Regions from separate parts of the Homo sapiens genome. Here region 1 is linked to region 2. Evidence: chromatin loops called from intact Hi-C (ENCODE). Cell type or tissue: gastrocnemius medialis. All regions are shown on one strand.

Evidence for each region. Hi-C counts contacts between places; a loop is a spot of excess contacts. Peaks named below come from ENCODE experiments on the same cell type or tissue, not always from the same donor. Only the 100,000 strongest peaks of a DNase experiment are listed, where the experiment ranks them.
Region 1: it touches region 2 in a loop (19-fold over the local background); 11 of 110 quality-filtered maps call a loop at or near these places.

Annotation. Positions count from the first base shown.
Region 1 is chr18:50,862,105-50,870,104 of GRCh38, reverse strand. No RefSeq gene overlaps it. Among named protein-coding and RNA genes, the nearest start is that of ME2, 13 kb to the left of the region's middle. In gastrocnemius medialis, a CTCF peak has its summit at 3,092; no DNase peak of the experiment used is centred here; H3K27ac peaks cover 2,897 bases.
Region 2 is chr18:50,503,098-50,511,097 of GRCh38, reverse strand. No RefSeq gene overlaps it. Among named protein-coding and RNA genes, the nearest start is that of MAPK4, 53 kb to the left of the region's middle. In gastrocnemius medialis, a CTCF peak has its summit at 3,791 (motif pointing left); a DNase peak (open chromatin) is centred at 3,757.

The sequences.
Region 1 (8,000 bases), 360 kb before region 2:
CATAGAGCGAGACCCTGACTTAAAAAAAAAAAAGAACTTAGTCTTTAAGGAAATATTTGTGATGACAGAAGTCACTAAAGTGGTTACCGTTAAGATAGGTTGGCTGGAAAGAGACATAAAGGAAATTTCTGGAGGCTGAAAACATTTTATCTTTCAGTCTGGGCAATGGCTACATAGATGTGTACATATATAAAAATTCATCATGTTTGAAATTTATGTACTTTATATACCTCACTGCATAAATTTTATATCCACCTCAATAAATATATAAAATAAGCCATTTGCATTGTGCATTGCTGTTTCTTTGGGAGTAAAGATTCACTGCAACTCTGTTGTGAATTCAATATCTTCCTAATGGGCTTCCTCCTTGGTGTCTGATATTAAACTCTCTGAGAAAAAGGCAAGAGCCATCCTTGGCACATTCTTGATTGCCCAGAATAAAGCTCACCAGGCCTTGTCAGTGTGGTCAAATGGCCTTGCAGACAATACAAACAATGCTGGGCCCAGAAAGAAGACACAAGCTCTTCTTGGAAGAAAGATGGATTATGACACAGAGGATCAGGTAAAACAACGTGTCAAGGCCCAAATGAACATGAAACCAGAGGAGGAAATAGGTGTTCGGTTTGATTACGGAACAAACAGAGGAAGGCAGAGATGTGGATTAGTTGTGTGAATTCTCTACTGGTGGAAATTGAGGCTGCTATTTTGGGCTTTGTTTTCAGTTCAGCCTATTCACCTGTGAATGGGGAGGAGCCTTAAAGTGGCAGTCTGCGGGCACACACCTGGCCATGTGACTTCCCTGTAAAACCCTTCCATTGGCTAAGTGTAAAGCTGTATATGTGCCAGTTATCTCAAGATGGGCATATATTCATCAGCTTTTCTTAAAATTAAAGGAAGATGCCTGGAAAAACTTTTGTATCAGGTATCAGTTGCCATGAGAATGGAGCAGCCTTATCTCATCCCAGCACCATGATTCATTTTTATAAATTTATTATTATTATTATTATTATTATTGCAGGGGGGTCTTGTTCTGTTACCCAGGATGGAGTGCAGTGTCCCAATCATGGCTCACTGGAGCCTCGAACCCCTGGGCTGAAGCGATCCTCCCATCTCAGCCTCCTGAGTAGCCAGGACTCAGGTGCACACCACCATGCCTGGCTAATTTTTTTTTTTTTTTTTTTGTAGAGATGGGGTTTTGCCATGTTGCCCAGGCTGGTCTCTTACTCCTGAGCTCAAGGAATCTGCCCTCCTCGGCCTCCCAAAGTGCTGGGATTACAGGCATGAGTCACCCTCCCTGGCCAAAATCCATATTATTGAGATTTCAGAGACTTACAGAAGGTTATTATCTTTGTAATGAGAGTAGTATATGAGTAAGATTGTCGGTTTTATGTTGACACACTACCTACTGCAAAAGCAGATAGATTGTGCTACTCATATCTTTAGATTTGTATAACTCCATCTGCTTTAGAAGATATTAATAATGAATACTGACGGCAGCACTGAGAATTATTCTCTAATAAATTAGGATCATTAAAAATGCAAACTCTAAAAATACAAGAGTAAATAAACAGTAAAGGCATTTTTTTTTTTTTTTTTGCTAGACATACTGCAAAAACAAACCTCTTGTCAGCCTGGTCTGAAAGTGAGGCATAAAAGCATTTGGTGTAGGTAAGTATGATCATTAAGAAAAAATCATGTTTTCCCCAAATACAGTGAAGTGCTAACGGTGGTAATTACCTCCAGAAAAGTACTAACAATTCTTTATATAATTAAAATAAATACAACTTTCGAGTTGTCTAAAGAGTAAACTAGTGCCATAATAAGCAGTGTCTTCATTATCAAAATATTTTAAGATAAGTTCTAGAAAGTTTTGTGAAGAGTAAAGAAGTTAAAATGACAGGCTTATTAACAATAGAAGAACCTTTATTCCTTAAGGAATAATAGCATGTTAATATTTATGGATAATATTGCACTACATTTGATTTTCTCTTCGGGCTTTAGGTAACCTGGAGGGAGTAAAGCAAAAATTGACTAGCATCATGGCATGGTGGAAATACCCTCTTCTTTTATGAAAAGTAATTCAGTCTTGCTGAAGCCCCACCCCTAAAATCTTCCTGAGTTGTAGGCTGCTTATTATTACCTATTCTAAATCCTTCTAAATCCAGGAGTAGTCCTGGCTCCATCACTACCTAGAAGTCCTTATCTGAGGACTCCAGAAACAGCAATTCTGGCATCACTAGGCAGCTTGTCAGAAAAAGCCACTCCAGGGCTGGGCGCGGTGGCTCACGCCTGTAATTCCAGTACTTTGGAAGGCCGAGACGGGCGGATCACGAGGTCAGGAGATCGAGACCATCCTGGCTAACACGGTGAAACCCTGTCTCTACTAAAAAAAAATAAAAAATAAAAAATAAAAACATTTCTGGGCATGGCGGCGGAGGCCTGCAGTCCCAGCTACTCGGGAGGCTGAGGCAGGAGAATCGCTTGAATTCGGGAGGCGGAAGTTGCGGTGAGCCGAGATTGCGCCACTGCACTCCAGCCTGGGCGGCAGAGCCAGACTCCGTCTCAAAAAAAAAAAAAAAGAAAAGAAAAAAGAAAAAGCCACTCCAGGCTCACTGCATCAGGATTTGCACTGCAACAGCATGCCCAGGGCACAGTCATGTTTGAGAAATACGGAGGACCCTCTGAAGTGCTTGATTCTGTGAACTCACACTGCTGTAAGCAGACTTGTTTCTAGATAGGGGATAATGAGAAGCCCATGGTATGCTCTTTAAACTTCCAAAAGGTCCTGTGCCAAGACAAATGCACAGTTGTTCTTTTTCTTCCTACACTGAGAATATGCTATGCTTAAACCATGAGCATTACAATTTTACTGTTCCTTCCCTAGATGTGTAATAATGAACTAAGCACCAAATAGGATAGATACAGTTTTTGGTTGATGTCTGGGGAAAAAAAATCCCAAGAATATTTACCTTGATCACCCAAATAGTATTCCTGGTATCTTGAAGTTAATTCTACATAAATGTCTTTAATAGGCCCTGCAGGCTTCAAAGCTCTTAGACTATGTGGGTTTGAAAAGCTACCTCTGAGATTCTATCTCTTGGGGGCAGTACAGGGACATTTTTCTGTAAAGTGTTCATAATTTCTCTGGCCAAGAGAGCAGTTACAACAGGTACAGTCATTTAAGGACACCAAAATGGATAAATTGTGTTTGATTATCCAGTATCTTTTCCTGCTAAGCAACAAATGGTAAGTTATTTTGTGCATGGGATATCAGAATCCTAAAAACAGCTTTGACATTGTACATTGAATCTTTCAAATATTTTACATGAACAAGATGTGGTCGAAACACAAAAGAAACCTCCTAGGTGTGCCTTTCCTGCCAATAGGTTTTTCTTTTTGAGACAAGGTTTCACTCAGTCACCCAAGCTGGAGTGCAGCGGCGCAATCTTGGCTCACTGCAACCTCCAGCTCCTGGGTTCAAGAATTCTTCTGCCTCATCCTCCCGAGTTGCTGGGATTACAGGCATGTGCCACCATGCCCAGCTAATTTTTTGTATTTTTATTAAAGATGGTGTCTCACCATGTTGCCCAGGCTGGCCTGGAACTCCTGGGCTCAAATGATCCGCCCACTTCAGCCTCCCAATGTGTTGGGATTACAGGTGTGAGCCACCATGCCTGGCCCCAGTAGTTTTTTACTTTAAACTTACTAGGCTTCTGATGTGCTTTCTGAATTGAATTGCCTCCCACAGCAAGCTGTGCTCCTGCGCTGAAGATCCTTCCAAATGTTCTTCTCATGGCCGTTAGTTACCTTAGGAATGTCTATGGGACTCCAAGACCTCTTTAGAGGTTTGACTCAATTCCAGTGTTTCACCTTGGGACTTGGCCATTTTGGGGTCTGCACCAGCCCCAGAAATTAACTGGGAGCGTTCCTGATTAACAGGCATCCAAAGGAAAGTAGTATGTCTTTCCTTCCTTGCACTTGAACCACATGTTCTGCTTAAAGCATGAGCAGTATAATTGTATTGCACTATTCACTAGATGTGTAGCAATGAACAAGGCAAGAGGTAGAAGGTTTCACTAAATAGGATAGAGGCAAAATCTCTGGCTGATATCTGGAAAAAAAATCCCAGAACAGGAATTGTACTTAGATTGTAAAACCAAAATTGTAAATAAGATTGTACAGGATATAGACTAAATGATTATTCCTAAATAACACTACTTTGCAAAAAGGATAATCTAGATTCCAACTTACTAAGGCCACCAAATGGTGCAAATAGAATTTCTTGTTCATATCTTTGTGCCTGCAACTAAAAGATGATAGCCTAAAAACTTTATTCATAAAGTACTAGATCAAGGTTTCCTAAACTTTTTGGTGTGCTGGACACATCAGCGGTCTGATGAAGCCTACAGACTCCTCAGAATGTTTTATTAAATGCATAAAACAAAATACATAGAATAACCACAGAATCCAATTATACTGAAATAAAGTTACCAGAATAATTTTTTAACCTCCAAATTTCTGGTATAATAATATATATGCTACTTTTTAATGCATTAAATAACAGTGGCTCTAATAACTAGTAATAATGATATTTCAAAGTATTAGGTTGGTGCAAAAATAATTGTGATTTTTGCTATTACTTTCAATGGCAAAAACCTCAATAACATTTGCACCAACCTAATATCTGCAACTACTGTAAAGTGACATAAAAAAATCTGTAATTTCTGCTGGGCACGGTGGCTCACGCTTGTAATCCAAGTACTTCGGGAGGCCGAGGTGGATAGATCACCTGAGGTCGGGGGTTCGAGACCAGTCTGACCAACATGGAGAAACCACGTCTCTACTAAAAAAATACAAAATTAGCCGGGTGTGGTGCCACATGCCTGTAATCCCAGCTACTCGGGAGGCTGAGGCAGGAGAATCGCTTGAACCCGGGAGGCAGAGGTTGTGGTGAGCCGAGATCACGCCATTGCACTCCAGCCTGGGCAACAAGAGCGAAACTCCGTCTCAAAAAAAAAAAGAAAAAAAAAATCTGTAGTTTTTGTTAATTCTAGCAGTTTGTTCCCTACATTGATAATTGAAGAAAATGTTAAATTCCAGTTAGAAATTAGTGTAAATAAATACAGATGCTCGTCAACCTCTGATGGGGCTATAACCTGATAAACCCATCATAAAAATATTGTTAAGTTGATAATACATTTAATTCACCTAACCTACTGAACATTATAGCTTAACTTCACTTACCTTCAGTTTGCTCAGAACACTTACATTAGCCTATATTTGGGCAAAATCACCTAGCACAAAATCTTTTTTATTTTATTTTATTTTATTTTATTTTTGAGACAAAGTCTGGCTCTGTCACCCAGGCTGGAGTACAATGGCGTGATCTCAGCTCACTGCAATCTCCACCTCCCGGGTTCAAGCAATTCTCCCGCCTCAGTGTCCCGAGTAGCTGGGATTACAGGTGTGTACCACTATGCCCGGCTACTTTTTGTATTTTTAGTGGAGACCGGGTTTCACCATGTTGGCCAGGCTGGTCTCAAACTCCTGACCTCAAGTGATCAACCTGCCTAGGCCTCCCAAAGTGCTGGGATTACAGACGTGAGCCACTGTGCCTGTCCACAAAGCCTATTTTATAATAATGTGTTGACTTTCTCATGCAATTTATTGAATACTGTACTGAAGTGAAAAATAGAATGGTTGTATGGATACTTGAAGAATGTTTTCTGCTGAATATGTATAACTATCCCACTATCATAAAGTTAAAAAATCTAAAGTCTCGGACTGTTTGTATATTTTTCCCAGTCCAAGTTCACATACCACCTATGCTTAAGAACTCTTGTACCAGGCTATCAGTTTTTATCTAAGTTCAACTAGGAACCCTGTTTTATCTGTCAGCAATTTATGAGTTCAACTTGTGATCATGGAAAACAATTTCCTGTAGCAATTTCTTTTGTCAGATCCCCAATTTCAAGGTGAAGTGGGGACATTCTCCGTCAACAGGTGTTTTGTGACTTTCAGTAAACTCCACTCTTTCCATTTATTGAGCTTTGCCAGGGACAATGTTACATTCCCTGGGCTTTCCAGTTACTGGGTGAATCCACACTATGACACAAACGCAGGTTTAACTGATTAACATTGCAGAGGTTGCTTTCAAGTTGAAAACTGGCCAAATTTCCCAGCCTCCAAGGTTTACAATTTAGGGAACTTGTCTTAGCTATCTTCTGTTCCACGTGAAGAGGAATTTGTTTATGTCTCTCCTTGTGCCAGGGGCACATATTGTTAGGTCAAGAAAGTAATTTATTTCTGACATACTGACTTTCAGAATAATTGCTGTAGAATATGTTTTTGGAAGCCTCCCACAGAGAATTTTTTAAAAAGCAGTTTACAACTTTATTTTTGGTACAGAAATATATTTTAGCTTCTTTTGTGAAGAAAAATGACATATATGTGTGTATATATATACACATACACATATATATACATATATACACATATATATACATATGTATGCACATATATATACACATATATATACATATGTATGCATATATATATATATATATATATTTTTTTTTTTTTTTTGAGACAGAGTCTCACTCTCTCACCCAGGCTGGAGTGCAGTGGCATGATCTGGGTTCACTGCAACCTCCACCTCCCAGGTTCAAGCAATTCTCCTGCCTCAGCTTCCTGAGTAGCTGGGACTACAGGCATGCACCACCAAGCCCAGCTAATTTTTGTATTTTTAGTAGAGATGGGGTTTCACCATGTTGGTCAGGGTGGTCTGTGGTCTTGAACTCCTGACCTCAGGTGATCCGCCCGCCTTGGCCTCCCAAAGTGCTGGGATTACAGGCGTGAGCCACTGTGCCTGGCCCTTGTTTATATTTTATTTACATTCTCTGAATAGGCATTAGTGGGCAATAGTCATCTTCATGTAAGGTTGGGAAAGGAATAAGATTTCATTTTATGCCAGCTGTGAAAATATTTTTTTTTCTTTTTTTGAGACAGAGTCTCGCCCTGTCGCTCAGGCTGGAGTGAAGCGGCATGATCTTGGCTCAGTGTAACCTGTGCCGCCCAGGTTCAAGCAATTCTCATGCCTTAGCCTCCTGAGTAGCTGGGATTACAAGCACGAACCACCACGTTGGCTGATTTTTTTGTATTTTTAGTAGAGATGGGGTTTCACCATGTTGGCCAGGCTGGTCTGGGACTCCTGACCTCAGGTGATCTGTCAGCCTCGGCCTCCCAAAGTACTGGGATTATAGGCGTGAGGCACCGCACCTGGCCTCAGTTGTGAAAATAATATTCAAAAGGCATTATGCCAACAGTGAGGAAAGGGAAATGGAACTGTTGTCGGGTCACAAACCCTGTGACTCTCAGCCCATTTTGTACTTATTGGGGCAGAAAGGAGAAGAAAATAGGAGAAATAACATTCTGGGGCTCACTGTACTCCATCCAAATGGGGGAACTTAACTCACCTCCTTATGCCAAGCCATTTCCACAAGCAGCCTGCAGACTCCTGTGAAAGCAGTCGCATCTACAGCTCAGGGAAGCTGGTTTCTATCCCCACAACTTTTTCAAAACTGCAAAAGTTCCTCTTTTTTGGTGACATTCAAACCTTTTCTCAGTCCTCAACTTCCTGATTCTTTCAGCCAAATTTGCCCCAGCTGATCTTCCCTTCCTTCTGGAAACACTTTTTTTTTTTTTTTTTTTTTGAGGTGGGGTCTTGCTCTGTTGCCCAGGCTGGAGTGCAGTGGCTCCATCTTGGCTCACTGCAACCTCCACCCTCTCCGGGTTCAAGCGACTGTCCTGCCTCAGCCTCTCGAATAGCTGGGATTACAGGTGCCTGTCACCATGCCTAGCTAATTTTTGTATTTTTAGTAGAGATGGGGTTTCACCATGTTGGCCGGGCTGGTCTCGAACTCCTGAACTCAGGTGATCTGCCTGCTTCAGCCTCCCAAAGTGCTGGGATTACAGGCATGAGCCACTGCACCTGGCCTGGA
Region 2 (8,000 bases):
CACCTGTAACTTTAACCACACTATTTAGGATCTGTTATTTTTTCATCTTGTCTTCAAGAACATCATGGAATCAATTTTTGAATTATATGTATATACTACGTAAGTATATATATCTATATTAAAAATATATTTTTCAACAGTTTTTGGGGAACAGGTGGCGTTTGGTTACATGAGTAAGCTATTTGATTTCTGAGATTCTGGCACACCCAAGCAGTGTCCACTGTACCCAGTGTGTAGTCTTTTATCCCTCACCTGCCTCCCACCCTTTTCCCCAAGTCCCCAGAGTCCATTATATCATTCTCATGCCTTTGCGTCCTCATAGCTTAGCTCCCACTTATAAGTGAGAATATATGATGCTTGGTTTTCCATTCTTCAGTTACTTCACTTAGAATAATGGCCTCCACTTCCATCCAGATTCCTGCGAATGCCATTATTTCATTCCTTTTTATGGCTGAGTAGTATTCATGGAAAAAATTTAAAGTGCCTTTCTAAAATCCAAATAAAGTACATTTCCTTTATTTCATTGTTAAGTAAACCTAGGGGGGTAAGAAAAATCTGGAATTACCTTGACTTGACTTATTCTTAAAGAATCCTAGGCCAGGCACAGTGGTTCACATCTGTAATGCCAGCACTTTGGGAGGCCAGGGTGGGAGAATCACTTGAGGCCAGGAGTTTGAGACCAGCCTTGGCAACATGGCAAAACCCCATCTCTACAAAAAAAAAAAAAAAAAATCTAAAAATTAGCTGGGCGTGGTGGAGCATGCCTGTAGTCCCTGCTACTCAGGAAAACTGAAGCAGGAGGATCACTTGAGCCTGGGAAGTTGAGGCTGCAGTGAGCTGTGATTGCACCACTGCACTCCAGTATGGGCTACAGTGTGAGACCCTGTCTCAAAATAATAATAATTTGTATTGGCTTCCTATAGCCAATGTTTTCTAAGTACCTGTGAACCATCCATTAAATAATCCTGGGATCAGCATGAAGCTCACCCACCTATATTTTCTAGAATTGACTCTCTATGTCAGATTGGATTATTGTTACTAACACCCTTACTCCCTGTATTAGGATAATAGGTCCCTGACTTTTTCGGTGTCTGCTATGGCCTGACAATCTTAACTGCCTAGAGAGTAACTCAGCTGGGAAGTAGGAGCTCTTAATTCCTCACCTATCTTGGGCTTCAGGGACTAAAGCGTTGTTTATTCCACTTGCTCCAATTTTATTTTCTATCTCCTTGATAAAAGTGGCAAGAAAAGGGAAGCTACATCTGATTCCCATCATTTGGCCATAGTACGTTAGCCACCTCAAGCAATTGAATCCTATTCTGTCACTGACTGATAGAAGGAAGTTTAAGATGCTTCCATTTTTGTGGTTTTTCTTATTCTTCCCAATTTCAGCAGCCCATCACTGCCACTTGTTTCCGTAAGTAAGAGAGACTATTTTAAAAGTCCAAGTTGCTAATTTCAGTCTATTTTGACATGAACTGTCTAAGCCATGTGTGTGTCTACGTGTGTGTATGTGAAAACACTCAGTTTCTGAGAATCCTTAATTCATGTCCTTAGATAGACTTGGCTTCAGGATAATTTTTAGATTGTAAACGTGGGCTCACTGATGTAGCGGCAGAGGGGAGAGTCCTTACTCTGGAGGACAGTTCGGATTTGCACACTCCTCTGAGCATTCATTTTGTGTGTTTGTCACTAACGGTGAAGGAGGTGAACCAAACATTTTATAATGAATCTCCGACAGGAACAACTTGTTCTTTAAATTCAGAAGCCAAGAAACTTTCAATAGAATTGGTTTAGAGGGCCCGGGTGGTGGTTTTTTGTTTTTGGGGGGTATTTTTTGTAAACTCAAGTGGAGCAATTCTTATTCAGTCAGAACCAAAATCCTGTCTAACTATATTTGCATCACACTCGCTGGCACAAATTGCCTGGTGATGAAAATAAAAGAGCCTGTGTAAAAGTCTTGGAATAAAAACAACACACATAAGAAAAAGGAAACAGGATCTTGAAGGGAAATAGGAAGGAGAAAGAGGTCAACAGAGGAGAAATGGGGGAGGAGGGAAAAAGGGGGAGGGAGAGAATATCTATAGTCAGAGAATACTTGCATTGAAAGTTGCCTACAAGAATATCTAATCTAACTTAACAACCCTTACATTAATGGTTTGGATATTGAGGCACAGAAAGCCTAATTTGCACAGTAGCACTCAGTTAATAACAAAGCCTGTAGCCATAGTCTCACCACCTGTGTTCATTCTTTTTTCCTTCTACTCCTTACCCCTCAGGCAGGCTTATACATTAATTTGTTTAATATGCAATTAAAAATTTTATTTTTTTTAAAACTTTTATTTTAGGTCCAGAGGTACATGTGAAGGTTTGTTACGTAGGTAAACTTGTGTCACAGGAGTTTGTTGTACAGATTATTTCATCGCCCAGGTAATAAGCTCACTACCCAATAGTTATCTTTTCTGCTTCTCTCTCTCCTCTCACCCTTCATCCTCAAGTAGACTCTAGTGTCTGCTGTTCCTTTCTTTGTGTTCGTAACTTCTCATCATTTAGCTCTCACTTATAAGTGAGAACATGCAGTATTTGGTTTTCTGTTCCTGTGTTAGTTTGCTAAGGATATTTGCCTCCAGCTCCATCCATGTTCCCCCAAAAGACACAATCTTATTCTTTTTTATGTCTGCATAGTATTCCATGGCATACATATACCACATTTTCCTTATCCAATCTTTCAGAACATGCAGTTTTTAACTGGCTTGATTCATTGTGAGAAGAGAAACAACTGCCTCCTAGAAAAGTACAACAGAAAGGTTTGGATGCATTTGAAAGACTAAGAAAAAACCCAGGATATATTTTCATTCAAGCATCTGACATAGTTATTTGTCCAAACATAGCTGTTTGTACCTAAAAACTGAACGTTAAGTTTTCTTCTGGAGTATAGCACAGAAACTCCTTAAAGGCAGATTCCAAAGCTCCCTTCGTTGCTCTGGAAACTGGTTAATGTTCTTAGCCATCATGCCACGACTCACCTCATCCTTCCCTCAGGATGGGATTTCCAGAAGGACAAGAGTGAAGCTGGGAGAGGCTTCCATTATGATCTTCTAATCTTGCACTAAGGTACACGTGGGTCAACATCACACACACACACAGTCACATACAACACAAGCTACTCAAGGAATTTAGTCTTCTTCACTCATATCTACCTGTTATACCTGTAACAGTGTGGCCACAGGGGGGACAAAAAGTGCTATTCCAACTTATTAAAAAAATTTAGTTTTCTTCTTGCCCTGAAGAAAAAGTCCATTTCCCAGAACTACTGTAATAGGATGTTACAAGTATCTCTGACACCCAGAGATATGTATTCGGAATCTAACAAACTGGTGGGGCAGTGCCTCCCAAACCTCTTGGTACCAGCTGATGTGCTTGCAGGGAATGGCCAGTCTGTGGGACAGAAGTTGTAAGTTTAAGTTCCAGGGGGAGAGACTAGAGGAAAGGACCTTGGGGGGTTGTTTTCACAAAGGAAAGCAAGAGGCTTGGGGCACATGTATTGTTGCTGAAGGGCCTAAGAGCCAGACAGGGCCAGGGTAGGTCTGGGCTGGCGATTTCCACCTAGAACACAGTGTGGTTCTAGCAGTGCGTGCATCAAGAAAAGATGAAATAACAGACAGCAGTACTGGCCTCAGAAGGACTTTGCAGTTTTGGGGGCCCAGGAAACAGCAGCCTAGGCAGGGAGAATCATTGCTTTTGGAGAGCAGCCCAGCAGCAGCTGCAGTGGGGAGACACTGCCCTCAAGTGGCCTGTGGGCTGGGGACCTCAATGGTCCAGAACTCACCAGAGACATACCAGGATTAATTGGGGGACACTGAACATCCTGCTGTCAATGCTGTCAAATAGGTGGCAACTGTGAGCCCGCACATTCATATGTTAATGTTAGCATGATGTGCCCACGTGATCAGGAGGCCTGGGAAGGGGTCATTCTCTCCTTCCTCCTCTCATACCTGTGCTCCATCTTCCTCCAGAATTCCTGGATTCCAACTTCACAGATCAAGAGCATTTTCTCACAGCAGTCCTACGTCCTGACCATTGTGCAAGTGTATATTACACAGAGGCAGGAAGCCATTCATCTGCAGTCATTGTTGAGTTGTACCATTATTGTGAACATTTCGTGACAAGTGGCTGTGAAGTGACTTGAGGTTCAGGGTTTTTCCCCAATTTTTCTTATTGGGTAATGGAGGGACTTCCATTAGTGCAGGCCTCTGTTCCAGATATGGTTGTATCCTAGGAGATATCCACATGGATGGCCTCAGAGAAGACCCATCACCAGGACTGAAGTCAAAATGGAGGAAGTGTTAGACTTTCTGACATTGTTCCTGAGTAATTTCAGTTGGGGAAATATGGGGGAAAAAATGAGTGGATTCTTAGTGACTGGCCTTCAAATCGTGAGATGATCTGTAAAAACAAACCCCCTCTCCAGGCACTAGTTCCGAATTCAGGTCTAAGGACAGAAACTGTGTTCTATTCCCCTCTGTTTGTGCAATCTCAGCATAATGCCCATCACCAAGGTGTTTGTTGAGTTGAATTTTGTTGAATTCCTTTTTCAATAAGGTCTAGCAATAAATACATCAATAGCAAACAAATTAGGAGCTTTGCTACCACAAAATACAAGTGACCCCAGGGTGTAATGCAGACAGTTTGAGACTCTATGTCATAACTTGAGTGAGTTTGGAGCACTGGGTGGGAGAGAGAAACACAATAGGAAAAAAAGTTAACATTTGTTTTTTGTTTTGTTTTGATACAGAGTCTTGCTCTGTCACCCAGGCTGGAGTGCAGTGGCACAATCTCAGCTCACTGCAACCTCCACCTCCTGGGTTCAAGCGATTCTTATGCCGCAGCCTCCCGAGTAGCTGGGATTATAGGCGTGTGCCACCATGCCCAGCTAATTTTTGTATTTTTAGTAGAGATGGGGTTTCACCATGCTGCCCAGGCTGATCTTGAACTCCTGACCTCAGGTGATCTCCCCCCGTTGGCCTCCCAAAGTACTGGGATTATAGGCAGGAGCCACTGCACCCAGTCAAAAAGTTCACATTTGTTGAGCACTTACTATGTACTGAATGCTCTGCTTTCATTATCTCTATTGAGGGTTTGGTGTAGGGCTTGGGAGCTTCATTCTATCCTCTCACCTTCCACCCTTAAGGTTATAAACAAACAAACTTACTTATGAAGGACAATAACCAAATGGGAAACAAATGAACACTTTAGACATGGTAGCCCCACTGTACACTAATATTTAGGTTGGTACAAAAGTAATAGCGGCTTCTGCAATTAAAAGTAACTGCAATAACCACAGTTACTTTTGCACCAACCCAATACAAACTCTGAGTTGAAGAATTGAACTTAAAGGAGGCCTTTTGGTTCTTCCTCACCTGAATCTGAGATGGTCAGTTCCCCAGAAAAGATCCAACCTGATTTACCACACTCAGTTTCCAGTAGAGAAGGTGGGGCACAGAGACAATGTATGAGGTAGGGTCCTTTCTAGGCCTCTTACATCATGGAGACAGAAAATAAAAATAAGCATCTGGCCCATTCAAAGGACCCAGGCCCTCTTTCTGAAGCAACTACATCTTATTATTTATCTACTGCTATGTAACAAATTACCTCAACACTTGGTGGTTTTAAAACAACATTTATTATCTCACAGGTTCTGTGAATCGGAAATCTGGGCATGCCTTGACTGGGTCCTTGGGCTCAGACTGTGTTATACCACTGCAATCAGGCTGTCAACCAAGGCTCACTATGGAAGGGTCCACTTCCAAGCTCATTTATATGGTTGTTGATAGGATTCAGCTCCTTGTGAGCTATCGGACTGAGAACTTCAGTCCCTTATTGGCCTCTTGGCCAAAGGCTGCCCTCAGTTCCTGACACATGAGCCTCTCTATATGGTGGTGCATTATATGACAGCTTGCTTTATCAGAATAAGCAAGTGGGAAAAGCCAAGCAGAGCATGTGCAAACGAGAGAGAAGTCACAGTCTTTTGAAACCTATTCTCAAAAGTGATGTCTCCTCACCTTTATTATATTCTACTCATTAAAATATAAATGTCATTTAGAAAATTTGAAAATATGTGGAACAATAACAGTCATAAGTAACTATTATGTAAAGAAGAAATAAAAAGGAAAATCCAAAAATATAGGCATTTATAGCTATACATATTATAATGTATAGCTATAAATGCCTATATTAAAAAGAAGAAAGATGTCTTTTAAACACAAATATTTCCTATCGTGTTTTAAATATCTTTTAAATACAAAAATTAGCTGGGCATGGTGGCACACGCCTATAATCCCAGCTACTCGGGAGGCTGAGGCATAAGAATTACTTGAACCCAGGAGGTGGAGGTTGCAGTGAGCTGAGATTGTGCCACTGCACTCCAGCCTGGGTGACGGAGCAAGACTCTGTATCAAAACAAAACAAAAAACAAATGTTAACTTTTTTTCCTATCGTGTTTCTCTCTCCCACCATTTCCTTTAAGATGAATGAAATAAAAACACAACATACCAAAACTTACAGGATGCAGCTGAAGTGACATTTACTGGGACATGTATAGCTATAAATGCCTATATTATAAAAGAAAGATTTCAAATCAACCTAACCTCCACCTGAAGATGCTGAAGAAAGATCTAAAGCAAGGAGAAGATAGAAAATAATAAAGATTAGAATAGAAATTAATGAAACAAGGAAGAGAAAAACAATATATAAAAATCAATACCAAAAGCATGTTCTTTGAAAACATCAATAAAATTAACAAACCTTTAGCTAGATTGACAAAAAAAAAAAAGATTATAAAGGGAATACATGCAAAATATATGATATTATATGCAAAAACCTAGATAACCTGGATGAAATGAACAAATTCCTAGAAAGACATAAACTAATAAAACTGACCCAAGAAGAAATAGACACTCTGAACAAAACTGTAATAATGGAAAAGAATGAATTAGTAACAAAAAATCAGATTACTCAAAGAGAAAAGCAGGAACAGATGGCATCAATGCAGACATTCTACCAAATGTATAATTGATACCAACTTTTCACAAACTCAAATTCAAAAAAATAGAAGAAGGAACTCTTCCTAATTCATTCCATGAAATTAGAATATGAGATGATCTGTTCCCCAGAAACTGACCAGAAATTATTCTGATACCAAAATAAGACAAATGCATCACAGAAAGACTGCAGATCCATGTCTCTTATGAATATGTATGCAAAGATTGTAAACAAAAATACTAAGAAACCAAACTGGCAGTGTGCAAAAATTATACACATAACCAAGTACAATTTATCCCAGGAGTGCAAAGGTGGTTCAACACAAGAAAACCAATCAATATAATATACTGCATTAATAGAATGAAGGGAAAAAATCACATGATCATCTCAATTAATGCTGAGAAAGCATCTGACAAAATCTGACATTATTTCATGATTAAAAACATCAAACAAACTGGGAATAGAAAGGAATTTCATTAACTTGATAAAGGACATGTATGGAAAACCCACAGCTAACATCATACTTAATGGTGAAAGACTGAATTCTTTTCCCTTAAGATCTGTAACAACACAAGATGCCCATTCTCACCACATTTATTCAACATTGTACTGGAGGTTCTAGCCAGGACAATTAGGCAAGAAAAATAAGGTAAAAGCCATCCATTTTGGACAGGAAGAAGTAAAACTATCTCTATTCACAAATGACATAATCTTGTATATAGAAAATTCTAAAGAATCTAGTAAAAAAAACTATCAAAAGTAATAAACGAGTTCAACAAGATTGCAGAATACAAGATCAATGTAAAAAGATTGTATTTCTAGACTGATCTAGGGGGCATTCCAAGATGGCCGAATAGAAACAGCTCCAGTCTGCAGCTCCCAGCATGATCGATGCAGAAGATGGGTGTGATTTCTGCATTTCCAACTGAGGTACGTGATTCATCTCACTGGGACTGGTT